Regions from separate parts of the Homo sapiens genome. Here region 1 is linked to region 2. A link is an interaction called in ENCODE POLR2A ChIA-PET data of the cell type or tissue named here. Cell type or tissue: A673. All regions are shown on one strand. Links, peaks and the distances in the headings refer to the core of each region. The heading gives the core; the rest is flanking DNA.

What was found. ChIA-PET counts read pairs that join two places held together with the same protein. Peaks named below come from ENCODE experiments on the same cell type or tissue, not always from the same donor. Only the 100,000 strongest peaks of a DNase experiment are listed, where the experiment ranks them.
Region 1: POLR2A ChIA-PET joins it to region 2 with 7 read pairs; 2 of 35 experiments call an interaction of 5 or more read pairs at or near these places.

What each region holds. Positions count from the first base shown.
Region 1 is chr12:18,418,722-18,429,642 of GRCh38, forward strand. PIK3C2G (phosphatidylinositol-4-phosphate 3-kinase catalytic subunit type 2 gamma) reads left to right here. Exons shown (of 33, transcript NM_001288772.2): 17 at 2,220-2,313; 18 at 5,224-5,318. The region is part of intron 2 of LOC124902891 (a long non-coding RNA gene); the gene reads right to left. Among named protein-coding and RNA genes, the nearest start is that of PIK3C2G, 160 kb to the left of the region's middle. In A673, for the core only: no CTCF peak of the experiment used is centred there; no DNase peak of the experiment used is centred there.
Region 2 is chr12:18,338,981-18,349,901 of GRCh38, forward strand. PIK3C2G (phosphatidylinositol-4-phosphate 3-kinase catalytic subunit type 2 gamma) reads left to right here. Exons shown (of 33, transcript NM_001288772.2): 10 at 4,347-4,380; 11 at 7,661-7,856. Among named protein-coding and RNA genes, the nearest start is that of PIK3C2G, 83 kb to the left of the region's middle. In A673, for the core only: CTCF peaks have their summits at 6,254 (motif pointing left) and 6,458; DNase peaks (open chromatin) are centred at 6,261 and 6,571; H3K4me3 peaks cover 1,321 bases; H3K27ac peaks cover 2,589 bases.

The sequences.
Region 1 (10,921 bases), core at 3,227-8,226, 79 kb after region 2:
TACTAGGAATTCCAAAAACTTTTATTCAACTGCGCTTGGGCTAGGGAACCATAACTAAATGAGCCTGCCCTCAATGATGTATATAATATAGAATTTTATAGAGAAGGGAGTTATCAACTCCACAGGGTGTTAAAATATTGCTGGAACAGCTTCACAGGTAAATTGATGCTTGAGCTTGGAGTTCATGGATGAATAGAATTCCATCAGATGGGAAAGGTGAAAAAAGTAATAAAGAGGGGCAAAATATTACCTTTAACATTTTAAGTCTATGTAATTGGAGAAAGGTGATAACACAGACTACAGTGAGGAAGGCTGGTAGTAAAGATGTTTACGTGTAACGACAATGAGTTCAGGTTGAACAGTCTTCTAAGAAATATGTAGAGAGTGCCTACAAATCTGAAGGCATTGGGGACACATCTATGAACAAAACAGACAAAAATTTACTGCCTTTCTGGAGTTTGCATTCTAGTGGAAATAAACACATAGTTAAAGATATAGCATTCACCAAAGAGCATTGTTTTGTTGTGATGTTCCTTTTATACTCCTCTTTTGTCATTTCTATCAATAAGGTAAAATAGTCACACAGGGAAGCATGGGCGACTGATAGCTAACTTAACAAGTCATCACTTAGGCAACAAAACTTACCTAGTAACTATTCCCTCCAAGACTTCAAACTGTCCTCACACTGACCTTGATGTCTACAAGTTTCAGACAAATGGTTTAGTAATTGAGAGCAATAAATTAGAGTCAATCACATTTAGTTAGGAGAATCTAAAGTCTTAATGTACTAAAACAAGCTGAACTGCTTCTAGCTTTGCATTTTAATTGCACTCTTTCTGCCCTCCACCTGTGCATGACGTTATGCTGAGATCTTCTGACCTTTGCAATACTTCACCAAATGTGTCTGGACCGCAGTTCTCAGTAGGTCTCGTTGCTAGAATGTTCAACAGGAGAAAAATACTGGAAATGTACTTGCAGGTCAGAAATAAGAGTTTTGACTGACTAACCTTATAGGTAAAATTCTTGTTGCAATTAAAATGCTCAGTTTAATGAAGAAAAAATATGTAACTTGCTTAGCATTCCATTTGAAGCTGCCATCAAGGACAATTGAGTTATGTGATACCACTGTTTACTTGACTCGATGGCGGCATAGTTCCCATTTAACCCTTCAGTAACCTGATATGCTGAGAAAACACTGACCATTAAAGACTTTACAGTTTTCTAACCTCCTACTGGAAGCCAATCTTTAGAGCCCTCACCTGACTGGTTGAAAAGCATTCAGTTAGTTGTCTACAAAATTAATTTCTGGTTTGTTTGTTTTTATTTGTAAATAAATTACTATAAGCAGTTCCTTCACGTTTTAAATTATGCTTGTTAATTTTTTTCTAAAAAATTGTTTCTTTAAAATTAATTCTTCTTACCAAAGCCCTAGTAATATCTAATCAATGTCAAAGCAATATGGAGCCAAAATTATCTCCAAGCACTTCCCAGGAACTTTGAGATAATTGAATCTATTTCTTCTGATGGAGCAAGATGACAATTTGAGGAATCCATTTCAGGATAAATTGTCTTTGGAACAGGACTTCAAATGCTAAATACCTCACAAATTTATTTAAATAAAAAACATTTATTAAGTGCCTAATGGGTGCTAAATCTTACAACAGGCAAATGCCATCCAAAAATGAATAAGGCACAGTTTCTTTCAAGAACTTCACAGTCTACTAGTAAGATTTAGCTGTATTAAATTATTTTTGTTTATTTATTCTAAAGAACTTTAGATTTCTGGTTTGTGGTAAGATCTGGCTAAGACTGGTTAAAAATATTAGATCACATTTTGAATCATATAATCAGATTTCCAGTTGGTAATAACTTATTTATCAAATGCTTGGCTAAATAAGAAGCAAAGATTTTCATACTACTTTAGAAAAGATTTTAGATTATCCATAATCCACATTTTATAGATAAGAAAGCCGGCAGGAATCAGACTTAAAACCACATTTCCAAAGTCTAGTTGAAAGGATTTTCTACTGTAGTCCACACGAGAGTATAGAATATGAAAAAATAAGAATTATTTGGTGCTAATATTACCTTAATCGATTGTGGGATAATTGTTTTACCTTATGCACTGGGGGTAGAATTCATTCTCTGTTCTCCCTGACATGTCTTATGCATTATTCCTTACCATTAACAGCTTAGTGGATATATTTACTGTGTATTAGTTTTCCAGATCAAGAAATTCGTAAAGTGGCAGTTCAACAATTAGACAACCTCTTGAATGATGAACTACTGGAATATCTCCCACAGCTAGTTCAGGTAAGAATAGAAGAGTTGCTAAGGAAACCCAGGGTTTTAACTAATTATCTCTAAAAGGTTCCTAATGAATCAACAATAGTCTATCTAGAAGTGACATTGCAATTTGGCCACCCAAGGGACTAAATGATGTCAACATGGGTAATGAAGACATTCTCTAGCTGAAATTGTTACAATTACAAAATACATTAATTCCAAAAAGGAAAATTTTTTAAAAATGATTTCATTTATTAATTAGAATATGAAAAAATAGACATGCTCATGATACAAATTTATAAATATGTATATATAAAATGATAAAAATTACCAAATAAATGTTATGTAGAAAATAATCATTTGCTAGGCAGGTTTTCATAATTTATGAGTTTCTTGCACTTCTTTAGAGGCTTATAATATTGATAATAAATTTTATCACAGTAATTTCTAATAGCCAAATTTTGCCACCAAATAGTACATTTTAGTATCATCAAATATCACAATGTTGGAGTAATTTTAGAAAATAATATAAAGTTATCTAGAAATGTAAGCAAAGACTGATTTAGTCTGAATACGATGAAATATAAACAAGTAAATTAAACATGCCACACATGACCATGTAAATAACAGAGTATCTAATAGATATAGAATAGAAGGTAAGTTGTTTTTGTTTTTTCCAGGATGACTGTATGCTGACAGCTAAATAGATCTAAACTTGTGGTTTTTATGCTTTGTTTTGTTTTTAATCCAGCTTTTTTTTTTTATCTGAAAGGTCAGGTTGTTACAGCTAGTTTGAATGTCAGTTGCCTCAGGTTTTGAAAAGTGACTGGAAACTGGTAGAAGGAGCCTATATTAATAAACTTTAGTAGAGTATGACTGCACAGAGATTATGAATTTCTCTGAAGTTCTCCTTAAAAAAGAGAGCTGGTTTAGAAATAGCTGTACCAGAGAGTACAATCCAGTCTTTCTTGAAAATAAGGGTTAATCTAACTTACAAGTTTACCGTTCATCTCATGACTCATGGGTATGGCAACATGCTATTTCGAGCCCAATTCAGGAGAATACGTTTTCACAAAAGTCTGTAGACATTAAACTCATTTGAAAGTCTCTATCTGAGTAAGTACACTTGGCATCAGGAATGTCATTGAGACCCATATTGCCACAAATCCAAATGTATAAGACAGTGTGCACACAATCTAACACAGCAAATACACAGAAGGCAAAATTAAAGTTTCAACTATGTCATGATTAAAAAGGAAAGTTATAAAATGTCCTGAGATGGAAAGAAATAGATAATGTGACTAGAAAAATTTAAAAAAAAAACACTGGAAGAATTTCAAAACACTCATTGTCCTTAGACTTCTATACTCTACCTTGAATTTCAAACATTCCAACACATAAAAAAATCCTAACCTGTTGGTTGTTCTCTTGAATCATGCTATTTTGTTACGTATTATCATGTTAGAATTATGCAGTCTATATTAAAGCTGTAAGAAAAGACCCTAAGGCTGTAACAAAACAGAAGATGCAGTTCATAGCTAAGAGTCAAATAAGACCCAGACCCAGGGGTTACTGCAAACCACTTCAGATAATGTGGTGTTCACCAGAAAAATTGTCTACATTCTAGATGGTCAGGCGGGATTTAGGGGGAAATTGTAACAGTGGACAGAGTAAAGCAGGAAGCTTGGAAGCGAGGGGTAACACATAGATACTGGGTTCAAGAAGAAATAATGGGCAGACATCTAAAAAGGCAAGCATGTAGGTAATTCTGAAACATACCTCCTGCTCATATGCTCATATAATATGCTCACTATTAGGGCATAAATAAAACCCATGACCTAGTCAGTCCAGCAGTAGCACGTGAATGATAGAGTGCCATGGCTACAGTTTAAGACAGCACACATTATTGTCCTTCTATAGTCAGACAGCATCAGGAGTTTATGCAAATTTGCTGAACTCATCTTCAGCACCCTCACATCTTAGGAATTTATAAACTTTCCCATTCTTGAGGATGGCTAGCATATTGAGGTGTTTCTTCAAGTGTATGTATGACTGGATATTGTACTCATTTTTTCCTGCTGTCTGTACTGTGGTATAAAGCCTGGCTTAGACTCTGAAGCTTTGAGAGAGAGAGAGAGAGTGTGTGTGTGTGTGTGTGTGTAAGAGAGAGAGACTTAAATGGTTTATCAAACAACTAAAGATATAAGCTTTGTCTCTCAAGCAGGAATGGGCATTTTTATGAGAACTGGGTTTTCATTTTCATATATACAGATTCCTGGGATGATGATAGCAGCTCAGCTACAGATTCCTGTCAGTGAAGTCCCTGCAGAGGACAGATGAAGCCCTAAATTAGGTCCCTAAGGATAGTGGGGGCTGCCACTGTTATCTCTGTTTTCTACCCAGTTGAGTATCCTAAAAAACTTAAGAGTTGTTCACAGTGGAGATGAAAGAAAGGATTTGGGACTGAGTTACGGTAGTAACAGTCAGTTTTGAAATTTTAAGCAAAACCTCAAGGCCTGGAGGTTGATAATGATACACCAGTTGATGATGATTTCTGTTAAGGCTTTGAATGTGCATTAATTTCATCTCCAAATAGGAAAAAATATCTGTGGCTTAATAATATTGTATTTAATAATCCAGGACTTTTTGTGTCAGTATTCTCCCCTGGTACATGGTTGAACTCCACCAACCACCTGCCCTTATTTCTTATCCATATACAAGGAAAGGAAGCAAAACTATACAAATCCAAATGGTGTAATGTATATGTGTTTTGTTATTAGTCATATACCGACTCATAAAATCATCGAATGTGTTATTAGCATTTTGTTAAAATATGCATGCTGTTTTCTCTAGTCTTTTCTCAAGCCTCTGAAGTCCCTCTGTATTCTGCTATAATTTTGTTACTGAGAAGTAAAGTAATTGTGTCTCTTACTTCAGGCTGTCAAGTTTGAATGGAACCTTGAGAGTCCTTTAGTGCAACTTCTACTCCACCGCTCCTTGCAGAGCATCCAGGTTGCCCATCGTCTTTACTGGTAAGATTAACTAAATCAGGCAAGGATGCCTTTTTAATTGCCACCTTCTCTATGGGGCAGCTTTAGAGGAAGCAGAATATTTCTTTACCTTATAATTGATACAGACCATAAAATTCAGGCAGTTTTGAGTCTTTGTCAATGTCATTTTTATTTAAGAGGATAATGTGTCATCATTTTCAAAATCTACCAGTTGGACAGTTGCTACTGTTAATCAGGAAGTTAAATCCAAACAGAATTTCAAATCTGAATGATGCCTTTCTTGTAGCTTTAAATGACAAGTGCAATTTGTATATCTACTCCTTGAAGATTTTAATGTAAAATCTAGTTATGAGACTGAATGTTTTTGGAAGAATATGTGGTATAAAAATACTTTCTGTGCAATATTAGTTATAAACCATAAAATTCAAAGGCTAATGTATACTCATTCTGTTGAAAATTTCTAGAGCACTAAACTTTTCCCAAAGCATAAATTTGAAATATTATTAGTGAAGAAATAAGACTGATTCATAAGATGCCAGAATGTCTATAGCAACACCTGAGGATATTAGCATTTCAGTTTCCCCATAGTTTCTGCCAGAACTTAGCTTCTGTACATCAACCCCACTATTCCTTCACACACCGAATTAAGATTGTCAAAAGATGCTATTCCTGAGAAGGCTTGTCAGTTGGACAGTTGCTAGTGGAGACTAACGAATGCTAAAGGTGAAGTAGAAGAAGTTCAAGGACCTGGATTAGCTTGTGAATTTCCAGTCATCAGCCCAGGCTGGGTATATGACTGGAGCAGCTGTACCACATTCTCTACAACACCACGATATATGGAAGGGTATTATACCTACCATTTCCTGTACTTTAAATATCTTTAATGTTGCCATTCTCCAATTCCATATGGCATGTCCAACGTTCAGGGTGTCTATAGTATGATTGGAAATGGGTCCTGATGAATATGAAGAGATGGAAGAGAAAGATGAGGGGGAGGAGAAAAAATGATAATGATGATGCTGATGATGATTCAGCAGATATGGATGAATCAGAAGAAGATGAGGAGAAAGAGAGAGTAGAGTCTTTGATGTTCCCATTTGTAGATGCCACTGCTCGTGCCTTTTTTAGCAAGCCTTCTGCTGATGGAAGCATTGGGATGATTCTAGTCTGCTAAATAGATTTCTCAATAATGTAAATAACTAAATTATTCTCAGCATATAGCAGGAAAACCAGAATGAAATATTGTTCCAGGCCCTGTGTTCTGTATGACATTACATTAGGAATTGGATTGTTTTGGTTTGTTTTGTGTTTTTGAAGTAAAGAAGGAAATGGGTTGCTTTTTTTCTCTAGCTAAAGGACAGACATTTCTTTTTTTTTTTTTTTTTTTTTTTTGAGTCGGAGTCTCACTTTGTCACCAGGCTGGAGTGCAGTGGTGCAATCTCAGCTCACTGCAACCTCCAACTCTCTGGTTCAAGCGATTCTTCTGCCTCAGCCTCCCGAGTAGCTGGGACTACAGGCACACACCACCACGCCTGGCTAATTTTTGTATTTTTGGTAGAGACAGGGTTTCACCACATTGGCCAGGATTGTCTTCATCTCTTGACCTCATGATCTGCCTGCCTTGGCCTCCCAAAGTGCTGGGATTACAGGTGTGAGACACCAAGCCCAGCTGACATTTCTTCCTTTTAAAATATTTTATACTTAAAAACATAGAGAAATGGAGAGAGAATTGTTTTGAATAAGGATTTAAAGTGTAGCAGAAATACCTACACAAGGGTAGATAAATACCATGTGACTGAATGATTCTGTGAAAAGATTTCCTGAAGTTAAGAGTTATTTATAAATGAAATAAAATTTCTAATTAGGCCAATCCATGTAGTGATTTCTTATATTTTGTACTCACAGAGAACTAATTGGATAAATAACTTGAATGCTAGTGGTTTGTCCTTTCTTACACAATATATCCTTGGATTTAAAGTCTTTGTCATCAAGACCTTGACTTTGAATTTTTCATCACTACAACCTTGAATTTAATTTCAAGTCTTCAACATGATGACCTTGAATTTAAAGTCTTCAACACTATGACCTTTATCATATTATTCATAGATGCATCATTTTTGAAATGTAGTATGTAAAAGTATTTATGGGTTGTTTATTAACAAAAAAAATTCTTTGCGATGTCTCATGTGGTTTAAAATTACTATTTCTGTTTTGTTTCTCCTTTATACACTTGACTATCTAACTTTGTGATAAGTGACATGAATTTTATGTTAGGATTAAGTGTGTTTTCCTGAAACATTGATTTTTTTTTGTGATTATATAATTGAGAGTTAAGAATAAAATCCTTCTAATGTTAAAAACTCACTTATTAAAAACAAATTTTGGTTCCAATCCTGTTTTCAAAAAACGATTTATCCTATTATCACCTACACTTGATTCTATTGAACATAATATTCTTTGCATACTGTTCTTCCTACTTTCCTTTGTATTGTTAACCTTGTTGATTCAATTTTAATTTCATAGGACAAAGTTTTAACAATTATAAGTTTCAATGACCTAAGGATAAAATTAGATCTATGTTTTACTCTCCTGAATGTATGACAGGCATCATTTAGTTGCTTTGATTGATAGTTAAGACCACTAAATAACAGGAAAACAGCAAGTCAATATCATTTTGGAGTGTCATATTTTTCTGCTTCAAGAAATGTTACTCATAATGAGATCACTCTTCTCATGAAAATCACTCAAGAAGATGTAGCAAAGAAGATACACAGGAACTTGGTCGGAGACTGTTTGATTTGATGCTTATTTTCATTTTAAATGCCTAATTTAAAAAGCAGAACAATTCCTCTAGCATGTTATTATAATAAAACATAAGATACATTGACTGGCATGAGGCCCTTCCATGAATAGACTCTTATTAAAGCTCTGAATGAAGTCTTATTTTCTTCAGTTTTTCAGAAAGCTACTTTGGGGCAAAGGAAAGTTAAGTGGATACACTTTGTGGTGTTCTGCTGTCATATTAAATGTAAGACTCCATTAAACTCAATGTTTAATTCCCTTAAAACTTTACTGTTTTTTGCATGCATTATTAAAATGCACACATATTAAAAAAGTAACATAGCCAGATAACAATTTTTATTTTAATATTTGAACAAAAATATAAAAATATATAAAGTATAAAATATATAAAAGACAATGTTTTAGGCGGGCGTGGTGGCTCACGTCTGTAATCCCAGCACTTTGGGAGGCCAAGGCTGGTGGATCACCTGAGGTCAGGAGTCCGAGATCAGCCAGGCCAACACGGTGAAACCCCCATTTCTACTAAAAATACAAAAATTAGCCGGGCCTGGTGGCGGGCGCCTGTAATCTCAGCTACTCAGGAGGCTGAGGCAGGAGAATTGCTGGAACCCGGGAGGTTGCAGTGAGCCGAGATCGCGCCATTGCACTCCAGCCTGGGCTGACAACAGCGAGACTCCATTAAAAAAAAAAAAAAAAAAAGTTTTAAAAGTATATTAAAAATATAATAAAATATTAAAGACTTATTCTAATTGACTAACGATTGTTAAAATACTTGGACCACCTCAGTAAGTTCTTCATTTGCTAAAGTTGTATGAAAAGTGGAGTCATTTGAAAGGCAACAATGGGTGCACACAAAGTGGTAAATCAATGTCATACTTGCAAATTCATGTAAACACAATTACGTCACTGTTTCCAAAAAGGTTGGAAGGGAAGCTTTTTTGTGTATAATTCTCATCCTTTCGAAAAAAAAAATCAAGCCCATTTTTCCTTTCAGTGATTCAAGGAGAAACTAAGAAGGAATAGAAAAGAATATAAATTATAAATGGACTGTTTGTTTTGAGAGCTTTGTTTGTAAGAATATGAAAAAAGAGAAATAAAACAGGAAGGAGTTTTCTTTAACTTTTAAGTCCAGGGTCACACGTGTAGGTTTGTTACATAGGTAAACATGTGTCATGGGGATTTATTGTGCAGATTATTTCATCACCCAGGTATTAAGCCTATGACCTATTAGTTATTGTTCCTGATCCTCTAAGGGGGGAGATTCAAAAGTGCCTACATCCCCTTAAAACAAATAAAAATTAAGAATCAGGCAACATGCACTAAGCATAAAATAATATTAATTATATTTAAAATATATCAGAGTTAAAAAATATAGCTCAAGCCAAGCATCATATTTAGGGAGTGACTGCTTCTGTGCAAAATGTTTGTGTTAAAACTTTAAAGATGCAGCTCCCATCTCACGATTCATGAAAAAAAAATACTCAAAATATCTTTCCTTAAAAAAAAGTCTTATTTAAAAAAAAAAAAAACTAGAAACCCATCAGTCATGAGTTTATGAGATTTTTTTTCACGTGGATGAATTACTGCTTCCTCAGATTCACCATATTCAAAACTGAACTAAATATCCTGTCTTGCTCACACAGGTCTTGAGGTCTTCCTTGTTTCTCACTAACATGACCAATTATTCACCAAGCCCTATAACTCTATATATCCTCAACAGCGCTCCCTGCTCCACAACTTCCACCTGTCACTATCAGTGATCAGAAAGTTGCCTCACCAGATACTGAGCTATGAATAAGTAAGATTGGAATGAAAACCATCTTGACTACTTGGCATCACTGTGGGTAGCCTTTCTGAGAGGTGAAATTGACTTAGGCTCACGTGAGTCTCTTCCACTGGAAGAGTGAATGTAGGATGAATAGCCCCTATTTTCCAAGGCAAGTGAGTTAACTAGAAGCTTTGTGTTTGAATTTAAAAGCTTTACCTCACAGTTTGCATCCTAAAAGGTGGCTATAAATGGGAACCATAACATTTGGAGCTTATGCCCAGGAGGCCCCTCCCCCATTATGTAACAATTAATTACAAAAGCTTAAATGTAGTGCCCCTTTCCATTTGGAATAGGAAACACTTTAACCACTAGTCAAGTATTGAGTTGAGTGGTGGCCCCAAAGAAGATATGTCCACAGCCTAACCTCAGAAACCTGTGATTTGTGAATGTGACCTTATGGAGAAAAAGGGTCTTTGACGATAGAATTTAATTAAAGATCTTGAGATTAGTTCCCCCTGGATTATCAGGGTGAGCCCTGAATCCAATGCCAAGTGACCTAAAGAGAGGCAGAAGAGGAGAAGACACACACAGAGAGAAGGTCATGAAAAGGGAGGCATTGATTGCAGCCTCAAGCCAAGGAATGCCTAGAGCTACCATAAGCTGGAAGAGGCAAGGAAGGTTCTCCCCGGAGCCTTGGGAGAGAGCACAGCCCTGCTTACACCCTGATTTTGGACTTCTGGCCTCCAGAACTGTGAGAATACATTTCTGTTATCACTAGTTTGTGTTAACTTGTTACGGCAGCCACAGGAAAATAATATAACAGACTTTATGAAGGCTCTGAGTCAATTGCCTAGGATGTCACATCATCAGGAAGCTTTCCCTGACCCTCTCCCAGCCACCATCTGGGATTGAGTATTGCTTCCACATCATGTCAAACAGCATACTGTTCATGACTCTGCCAGACATCATATCACACTCCCTTGACACCACTGCTGCCCTGTCCCTTCCCCCTCTTAGTCCACAGAGTAGCTCAAGACAGCAATCATGTCACACT
Region 2 (10,921 bases), core at 3,768-8,767:
AAGCATATTTATAAAAAAGAAAAAATCAATTTTTGTGGTATCTTTTGCGAATTTTGCAGTGCACACTGCCTCCATGATTTCTGTGTGACTTTCTATGGATCCCACATCATGATTTGGTGGGCTTAAAAAATGGGCATTATGTGATTTTCTTTTGAATTCTCAGAAATCTGATGTAGACCTGTAAGTGATTATTTTCCAAGAAAAATATTACGACATCTGGTTACAATAAATTCATTTATCTTATTATTAGTTTAGCAAATGATAAAGCAGAAAGATATGATGATAATAACTAGCATTTGCTAGTCCATTGTAATGTATAAAATAGTTTGACATATGCATTACCTCACTGAATTTAATTTTTATTTTATCTCAATAGATGCTCACAGCAATGTCATAAAGTTGGTATTTTAATGTTCATTTCACTATGAAAACTCAACACTTACAGTGTGTGTGTGTACAGAGAATTAATAAGTGGCAAAATACAGATTTGAACCTAGGCCTCTACACACATTACAGTGTATGTGAAACTTTCTAAGATAGAGTGAATACATACATTCTCTATCTGCATGGTAAAGAACAAGAGAAATTCTACTACTTTTGAATATGCCAATCTTGAAATTTTCAAAAGACTGATTTACAATGTAGATAATCATATTACCAAACAGAAATAGTCATGCTTACTGCTTATTGTTTCAAATAGATAAGTGGGTATGAAAATTCAGTAGTTTCTTAATGTTGGGCTTTCTAGATCTTATTTAATCCAAAGTTTTGTGTGATTAGACAGTAAAAAAATGAATATAGAAATTTAAATACGTTCTTTACATGAACAATGACAATGAAGATTTTGATGAGTCATGGAGGTATACCACAAAAATATTTTAAGGATAAACATTGCTGAAAAGCTAAAATGCAAAGCACTAAAGAAATCAAAATTTAAATAATGTAAACAATAAATCCAGAAATTAAATATCAAAGACAGATTTGTGTTTATTTCCCTAAATTTTTCTTAATAAGGAAACACCTTCTCTTTTACTTTCCAATTATAGAAGGAAATGGAATAACTATGTAGTCTCCAAAACTGTTTTTATATGTAGCTATTAAGACCTAGTGCCTTTACAAATAACAACAAGGTAAAACAATCTAATTTGATCATATATAATATAATCATATTTTTCTATTCTGCTTCAGAGTGAAAAAAATATACTACAGCAGGGTGTTCAATCTTTTGGCTTCCCTGGGCCATGTTGGAAGAATTGTCTTGGGCCACACATAAAATACACTAACGCTAACAATAGCTGATAGGCTAAAAAAAAAAAATCTCATAATGTTTTAAGGAAGTTTACATATTTGTGATATTTGTGTTGGGCCACATTCAATGTCATCCTCGGCCACATGTGGCCCACAGGCCGCAGGTTGGACAAGCTTGTATCAGAGTCTTAAAAAGCATTTCACCAGTATGTTTTGAAAACAACTATTTTGATGAGCTTATAAACTTGGCAATTATATGATGCTGAAAAAGGGCTTTCTAATTGGTGATGTTAAGTCAGTATAACAAGGTAGTGAGAATTAACTTTGAACAAGCAGTTATTACTCTTAAATTGTCACATTTTAGAAACATTACAAGCTCCAAGAGCTGATAAAATACATGAGATAAGATAATGCAGATACTAAGATCTACCAGTTTCTATCTAAACATCCTGTGGAAAACTAATTCACTTTTTGGAGTTTTAATTTTCCTCATGTTTAAAACAGAAAAATAAAATAATTTCCTGAGTTCTTGTGAGTATGGGAAACAATGTTAATAAAGGGCCCTGATGACAGTGTAGCTTAAATGAGATCATTGCTGTTAATGGAGGTATTAAGGATGGTGCTGGTGCTAGTTCTGGAGAATCTTTCCCACAACGCCAATATGAAGGCTTTAATTCACACAAGCACCAGGAAGGTTGGCCCTTGTCACCTCATGGCCATCGATTACAGCCAGCCTCCTGACAAATATGAACCACTGCCAGAGGAGGAAACCAGATGTGTGGATGTCGACACGTCTTCCCATCTGTTAAGACTATTTGGTTATTCTTCGACTTTTATGTCCAGTTCTTAACGAATTGGCAAACAACTGACCAAACAACGAGGAAAATATAATTTTAGGATGAAGTATTTCAAAGGATGTTAAAGTATTGCTGGTTATAAAAAGTTTTATCTTCAAAACACTCATTTTCTGAAACTCCTTAAGAGAATAAAAATGACAATTTTCAGAAATATCAAACTTACAATATTTGAAGCTAAAAGAATTCTTCACAAAGGAATTGGGTATTTCATAGGAAAGCCATAAACAATTATAATACTCAAGAAAAACTCATCTTCACATTTCACTTTCCTTATGTACTAGTATAAACACAAAATTTTGTGTGATATTTCTTTGAAACTTTTAAACTCGTAATGTCTAAATATTTATCCTATATTTTGATAAGACTAAAATGATTTTCATGCATAGAAATTAAAAAAGGAGTTGAAAATAAGGAGTTTATTTAATATATGTCAATAGACAAAATAGTTCAATATTCTGTAAAAACTGGGTCCCACTTATTTTGAGCAGACTGCTGAAAGCTCATTTATTCTACATCAGTTGCATTTATACTTTTGTTCATCTCTTTTTCCATCCCATTTTAAATGTGAGCCCACCTATGTAAGAGTACTGGCACACATAGTAAGTACATTTTACAGAATTTGTGCAGTAACCAGCTACAGTTAACAATGCCAAAGCAGTCTATCCACCCACCATGAACTTAAGATTGAAGAAATGACAAATACAGGTCTTCTGCCAACAAACTGTGAAATTTAAGAAGCTTTTCTTTTTCTTGGCTGCATTTTTGGTCAACATGCAAAGGACTATTTCCTGCCATACAGGGAAGTCCTTAGGTGTTTATTAAATGTAAGTTTTGGCAAGATGAAGAATTATATGACAAACATACTTGTACTCTATTTTATTCTCTGACCCAGCACTGGAAACAATTTGCATCCTTCAAATTATATTCCAGAACTCACATAATTTAATTTCCATTAAATGCTTACATAATAGGCGAACCACGAAGTGAAAATATGGTCTTGCACATCATGGTGTAGGTGGATGTCACGGTGATTTTCTAATACAAGTTTATATTTCTAAATAAATTGAATTTTAGTTAAATCAGTCTAACATTTTTAATAGTCTCACCCACATAGATAGAGTGGGGATCTTATATGTAGTTGTTAAGAGTAGCAACTGATACTATACTCTAATGAAATATTTTGCCTAATAGAAATGCTTCTGAAAAGGTTCATGCAAATGATGCTTTTAATTAAAAAGTTGCATATAAATGTAATGACATTTTAAACATGATCAAAATGTTCTCTCTCTAAAGGAATACTGTAACAATTTTTTTGTTACGGAAAAACAATTATTCTCTAATTTATTTGTTTGAGAAACCTGGCTTTTAACTAATTGTATTTCCTTAAATGCAAGACTTGAAATTTTATTTTTTTATTTTTACTTTTTTAAATTTTGAGTTTATAAATTTAAAAAATTTTAATGTTAATTAAAATGGATCTTATTAAAAATTGTATTTCCTTTTGGGCTGAAACCATTTTTTAGGATGTCTATAAATCACCTTATACAGTTTTCATGATAGTTTAGTTACAACCAGCAAATCCTAAGCCACCAAAGTAATTCTAGGCTTCTAACAAGGATAAAAATAAATAAATAAGGAAGGCCACCACACTAATGGACATGAATTTAAAGAATAATGAAAATGAAAACCAAAAAAATAGGATTTCAGATTGTATTTTTTATTTAAGATATGACTCAAGATATTTTATTTTTTCAAGTGTTAGACTATCAGATTTTTAAAAATTCCCTAAGAAGAAAAAAAGAAAGAAAACTATTTAGTGAATCTGTACTGATTTTGTCCACTTCAATTCAGTCTTGTTTTTGGTGCTGTCCAAAGCTTGCTGAATAACTGCTAGGAATAAGAGCTGGACACGGCATACAGAGAGAATTAGAAATGCACTTTTATCAAAAAATCAGTCACTGTTATGTAAGGAGGATTGAGCTTAGACAATCTGTTGTGGTAATTTCTTTTTAAAAAAATACATAACCTACATTGCTTATTACAATATTTAGAAAGTTTTTATTTCATCATACAATTTAAATTCATCCTGTTTAATAAGCAAATTGATATATGATGCCAAGAAATATTTTGTTGTTTTACCATGACAAAGAAATTATAATGTTTAGATTTTGGACATTACTATTTGACTATTTTGTGAATTTGTTGTGCGAATAACAAGTATAATTTTACATTTTTTTTCAGAATTTTTATCAAAGTTCAGAGACTTCAGCAAAAGGTAAAACATACATGTACTCAAGTATTTTGAAATAAAGAAAAAAATAAGTTACAGAATCCAAAATACTTTTTTCAATTTTTTTATGCAAATACTGTGGTAACACACAACACACACACACACACACACACACACGAGCTTTTTGAGGAGAAAGATGCTTTTCTAAAGTTCTTTTTATTAATGGAAGTGATTATTCTGCAAGGGAATAAAAATCTGCACTCTCTAAACTTTTAGCCTGATATTTTAAAAATAATGAGAAAAATAAAAAGATCTATAAAAATTATAATACTGAAAATATCTTATAACCATTCCAAGACATTGAAAATTTTACCATTTACTTAATTATATTTTGATGTAAGAAAAATTAGAAAAGTAGTAGATGTCTGTCTGCAAGGTCATCCACTTCAAATTTGAATTCCAGCTCTATTTGAAAGACCAAGCTAATATAACAGGTAGGAGGATTTGGTTCTGGAATAATTAGTGTTTACAGAGGCTTCGAGTCTATAAAATTGCAAGCCACGGGAGGACTTTGCCTCTATAGAAAACAGTAGGTGTGAGATTGCATGGGACGGAGCAGTCTGACTTTTGGAATCAGGCAGAACTGGTTTTGAATTTCAACTCTCCCAACTCAAATCTCAACTGGTTTTGAATCAAAGACTCTGCTTTCAGAGTCTGTGAATCTAGATTAAACTCTTTGATCCCGTTATAGTAATATGCATAAACAATATAATAGGATTTAATGTGCAGGATCTGGTCAGGATCGTTCTTGGTTGTAGATGGTACTTGGCACAGGAATACTCTGAGTATCTGCAAGAAAACTGCCTGCCCCTCAGATGTTCAACTAACCCCTGGATTCAGAACAATCCATTGGAAAGCAAATGAAAACCTAACCTGCCCTCCACACCCTTAACTGTTTCAGTAAAGAGTCACGTACAAAAGTATATCCTCTCAACTCTAATTCCCACCACTCAAAAGAAGACACTCAATTAAGTTTGAGGAACTCCCCCGTCTCACATCAAAAAGGAAAATAGGGTGGCGGAGGGTATAAAGAAACTTGTGCAAGTACAAAAACCCTATTCTAGGTGTTCATAAAACTCCAGAACACCATAGAGGGAGGGAAGGAATGGACACTTCCTGACAGTATTGCTAACAGAATCTAAGTGGTCGTATGTGGAGTGAGCGAGCTGCAGGCGTGTCTGTATGAAACTGATTCTCCCTTTCTATCAGGAATGTTGTAATGAGGTCTCCTCCCCCATATTCCTCAGGGGACTGGAATATGAGATCCCACAAAACTGTACAGAAATGTTCCTGGAGACTTATATTCTATAATAAATCATGATAGATTTTAATTGAGTCTAAATTGCACATAGATTGTCCTTGCCTCTTTATTTCATGGCACTATAACTCTTTTCCAGAGTAAAATTAGGTGCGATAAACACTTTTCCCACCATATTTCACCACCAAGCCCTGTGTCTTGGGTTCTTAATATGTTTTGATGATGTTATTTGAAATGTAGTCTGCATCCAGAGTTCAGGAAGTAAAACATAATGCATAAGCATACATCTCTATGCAAACTCAAAGTAGCAAATTTTATCCAAGAACCATGTTTCTGCATGAAAAGCAAAAAGTAGAGTTTAATTAACCAAATGGCTAAGTTTTCCCCAAAATATACGCTAAAGCTTAAATTAATAAATCAAATTTATGATTTATTTTAGATGTGTGTTCACTTGCACAATGTTGGGAATTCTTGAAAAGGAGTTTGTGCTTCCTGCTTCAGTATACCAAAAGTACAATTTGGAGATAAAGAAACAAGATGTTTCCATAAATTTATAATGCTCTGCCTCCTGCTGTTCAGCAGAATCTCTGTTGGTTGGCCTCCAAGTTTGATGAGGCCTCTTTTAAGACTATTTTTACACTGCTTTACTCTTCCGCTTCATTAATTGCTACTGCTGACTTCTCAGAGAATTTTAATTACAGGTTTTCTTTTTCCTCTGCTTGTCCCCCCCAGACTGTTTCAACAGAGGGCACAATTTAAGAAATATAACAAATAAGGAAAATTAATCTACCTTATATATTTTGTACAAATTTATGAATAACTAAGTGAAAAATAGCATGTGTTAAACAACAACAAAAATGTTTAATTATAGACAGACGTACTGAGGCACAGACAGGATGTGGGAGGAAGCTCCATGTCAAGCTGGCCCCTTTCCTGAAGCATCCAACTGCCTGTGTGCTGGAACACTGTAGATTATCAAAGGAAATATCTAGCTCTTTGCACTATTTTCATTTCCAAACAATTAGAAACAAAAGGCAATTCATGCTTTTTTAACTTATAAAGTGTTTATTTCTAGAATTTTCTTTTAATTTTTTTTTACTTAAGTTTACTTAAGGTAACAAACTGTGGAAAGCGAAAGTACTGTTAAGACTGAACTACTATATAGGGAATTGCATGTTTTAAAAGCAACTTATAAAGAATTGCATGTGTTTGAATAAACAACTGTATCGACTAACTTAGCACATGGAATCATCACAGCAGATCTTAAGAACACAATTTCTGATGATGTGCTTACTTGTTCTCAATTTCTACTTAGCTGCCAGAGGAAAACTATTAGCTCCTATAACTAGTAATTTTTCATTTTTCTTCTTTCATGACAAGTCACTTTTAGGAATAACCAGTAGACTCCTTTTAAATAACTAATGGCAAAACTCAAGAAAGTCTTTGATTTTGAAGAGATACAGTAAACATCATAAATCTTTCATTTCAAGCTGGTTTTAAATCCTAGCCTTGTACTATTTTCATTCTCTTTTTAATATCAACACATTGTATATGATTAGTGTTCAGTTAATAGTAAACATGATAGCATCATCAAATTTATTATGATTAATTCTTTAGATGGAATTTGTTTGATGTACTTATAAGCCATCTATATTCCTTGTCTGAAAATTAATTTTAAACAATCACAAATCAGAACAAAAATTATTGCAAATTACAGTTGATCAGAATGTCAAATTAATAATTTTTTAAATTCCAAATTGTTATGAAAAGGCCATGCTTCCAAGATTTCTGCAGCTGAAGATCAGAAAGCTTATTGATGTCTAATCTAGCAGCAACTAAACCAGGTTGCATTCAGAGGTACAGATAGTTAATTCTCTTCAATTGGTAAAGGGTCACTTTAATTAAAATTATTGAAATTGTATTATATGACATTTCAAAGCTGTAATTGATGGCCTATGATAAATATGGCCCTTCTTAGTGACTTGATCTCTATCTCTTCCTTTCTAGGCTTGATAGAGAAGGTAACAACTGAACTATCCACATCCATCTACCAGCTAATCAATGTCTACTGTAACAGCTTTTATGCAGATTTTCAGCCTGTAAATGTACCTAGATGCACTTCCTATCTAAATCCCGGGCTTCCTTCCCACCTCAGCTTCACAGTGTATGCAGCACACAACATTCCAGAAACCTGGGTGCACAGGTGAGTGGTGGTGAGTTTTTCACAAAAGCATTCATTTTTACATAGCTTCTAAGTAGAATGCAATTTGTCATGTTCTTATATGCAGGAGCAAAGATTTCATAAAATTTTGGAATTAATCAGCATAGTTTTATCCATATTCTTAAAATCACATTTTAAATGTTTAGATTCAAAATGGATATTTAATTTTCTTTCTTCTTCCATTTCCCATATTTAAATAATTGTCATTGCCAATATATCGTTATGGAAATAGAAAATACTAATTCCATTTAGTGGCTCCTCTAAAATTTTCTTTTTCATGTTTGGGTTTAAATGGCTAATGCTAGTTAAGAAAACATAGTAAGACAAAAACATATGCACATGCAGAGAGATAGAGAGTCTTTAAAAATAGAAAAAAAAAATCACTCTGATCCCCACCAGGTTTCAGTGGTATTTTGCAAGAATTGTACCTTGATAAAATGAGAATTAGCCAAGAATTATTTGCGTTTCAATAGAAATGAACGACAATTACACATGGAATATCATCAGATTTTAAGTTGACTCTGTAGTATTTTCTTCAATAACATAATTACAGTAATATAGAGATAATTAAAGTTGATAAGATAGTAATTTGGTAATGGATTTATTATACTTACTGCATTTAGCATCTCAAGGAAAAACTGAAATAAATAATTTCAGTAAACATTCAACTTTTGGCCGGGCACAGTGGCTCATGCCTGTAATCCTAGCACTTTGGGAGGCCTAGGCGGGCAAATCACTTCAGGTCAGAGGTTCAAAACCAGCCTGGACAAAATGGTGAAACCCCGTCTCTACTAAAAATACAAAAAATTAGCAGGGCATGATGGCACGTGCCTGTAATCCCAGCTACTCTGGAGGCTGAGGCAGTAGAATCGCTTGAAACCAGGAAGCAGAGGTTGCAGTGTGCAGTGAACTGAGATCGTGCCACTGCACTCCAGCCTGGGGGACAGAGTGAGACTCTGTCTCAAAAAAAAAGAAAAAAAAAATCAATCTTTATCTTGATCTGTATTTTTTAAAAAATAAACTGTATAAATATTCAGAGTAAATTAAAGAGGAAATTTTACCTATGTATATAAAAAACACTATCTACACACATATTTGTTTAGAATCCATAAAATAATATTTTTATTCTTTTTCCTTTTATAATTTTATGAAAAATTTTAAAGGGCCGATGTATAGTAAAATAAATTATTACTCTAATTAATGTTTTCTTTTAATTTTCTAACCATCAATAAATACTCCTTAGTTTGAATTCCCATGGAAAATCCCTATAGCCGGATAAATACAGATAAAGCTATATGTATAGGGCATGCATTTATATATGTGTGTCTATATGTAGAGAGACAAGGATAAATATATATATAAATATATACATATGTGTGTAAATGCAAAATGTAAAATATATACATATGTGTGTAAATATACATATGCGTGCAAATGTAAAATGCATATGAATATAAAAAAGTGTGCATTTACGCGTGTGTGTGTGTGTGTGTGCGTATGAATGATCTAACCAACTCTCCTTTTTCTGTCTCTACATAGTACCTACATGCAGAGTAAAAATAGAGCACTTTCTAATATTGTTATATACAGGTAGATGTGTACATATGTACATATAATTATAAATATAAAATAATGCTTTTCTGCAAATGTTCCTATAATCAATAAATAAATTAGGGCTTTGATGAAGGAAACAAAATCATCCCAGCCATTCATTACTGGAACAAACTATAAAGGGCTGGACATGGGAAAACATGAAGCTATTCCTGTCTTAAGGAATCCATGGACCAGTCAAAATTCTTTGGGAAGAGGCTCCAGCAAGATGTCTTACCTCATGACAAATTACATCTTTATTGTAGATTTTCCTAGGGACCTAGTATATAAGTTATCTATTAATACATAACCAATTACCCCAAAGCTTAGCAGTTTAGCACAACAAACTTTGATGAGTTCACATTCTGAGGCTCAAGAATCTGGGAAGCAGTTTTGCTGGGTGGATCTGGCTTAAGGTTTCCCATGAGTTGCAGTCAAACTGTTGACTGAGACCACAGTCATCTCAAGCTCACTGGGGCTGAAGAATCCACTTCTAAGGTGATATTGATGTGGTTATTGAAAGACCTCAGTTCCCCATGGTGTATAGGTGTGGGAGCCTCAATTCCTTGCCACAGAGTTTTCAACAAATGTCCTCAGGCCATAGAGTTGGCTTTTCCCAGAGCAGATGATCCAAGGAATGAGAGAGAGTCCATGAGCAAGGGAACACCACAGACAGAAGAGACAATCTTTGTAATCTAATCTTGGAAGTGGTATACCACTACTTCTGCCATATTGTATCCTGTGGGAAAGCATGATACAAGGGTTCGCATACCAGGAGACAGAATCATTGGGGGCTATCTTGGAGGCAAGACACCTGGGAAGAAACCAGGCCAGAGGTATCTCCAGAAGCATAGGTACTGACAAACTGAGGGGGTAAAATAACAAAGTGACAACTTTCTAGATGGCTTTAGTCAAAAGGACCATAATTAATGTCAGCAAGTGAAACTAATTTGTTAAGGTACAGGACTCTACAATAAAAAAGAGTGAAACATTCACTATCAAATCTGAGGATCTGAAACTGAATTATCATCTACTCCACAGATGCCTTCAGGGAACACCCCACTCAAGCTATCAAAGACAAATGAGAATGTATCTTACTTAGAATAATTTGATTAAACAAATTCTTTCCTTGATTCATTACACTGATTAAGAACTCATTCATATTTATCCTAAATTTCTCATTATATAGAATAGAAATTTAATTACTTAACTTTATCCTCTCTATAGATTGAAAGTGCCTTTATCTCACTCAAAGATGAGATAAATTTATCGTTTTGTGTATGTATTTCATGATGCTCATTATCTTAATAATAGCATATTGTTAGTTCTCCCCCAAGTCCTTTTACAATGTCCGTGTGACCATGCACATTTGTAGGTAGGACTATAGTTTTTAAAAACCTCTAGTACCCAAAACATGTCCTGGCATGCAACAGGCACTCGATAAAGATTGGTTAAAA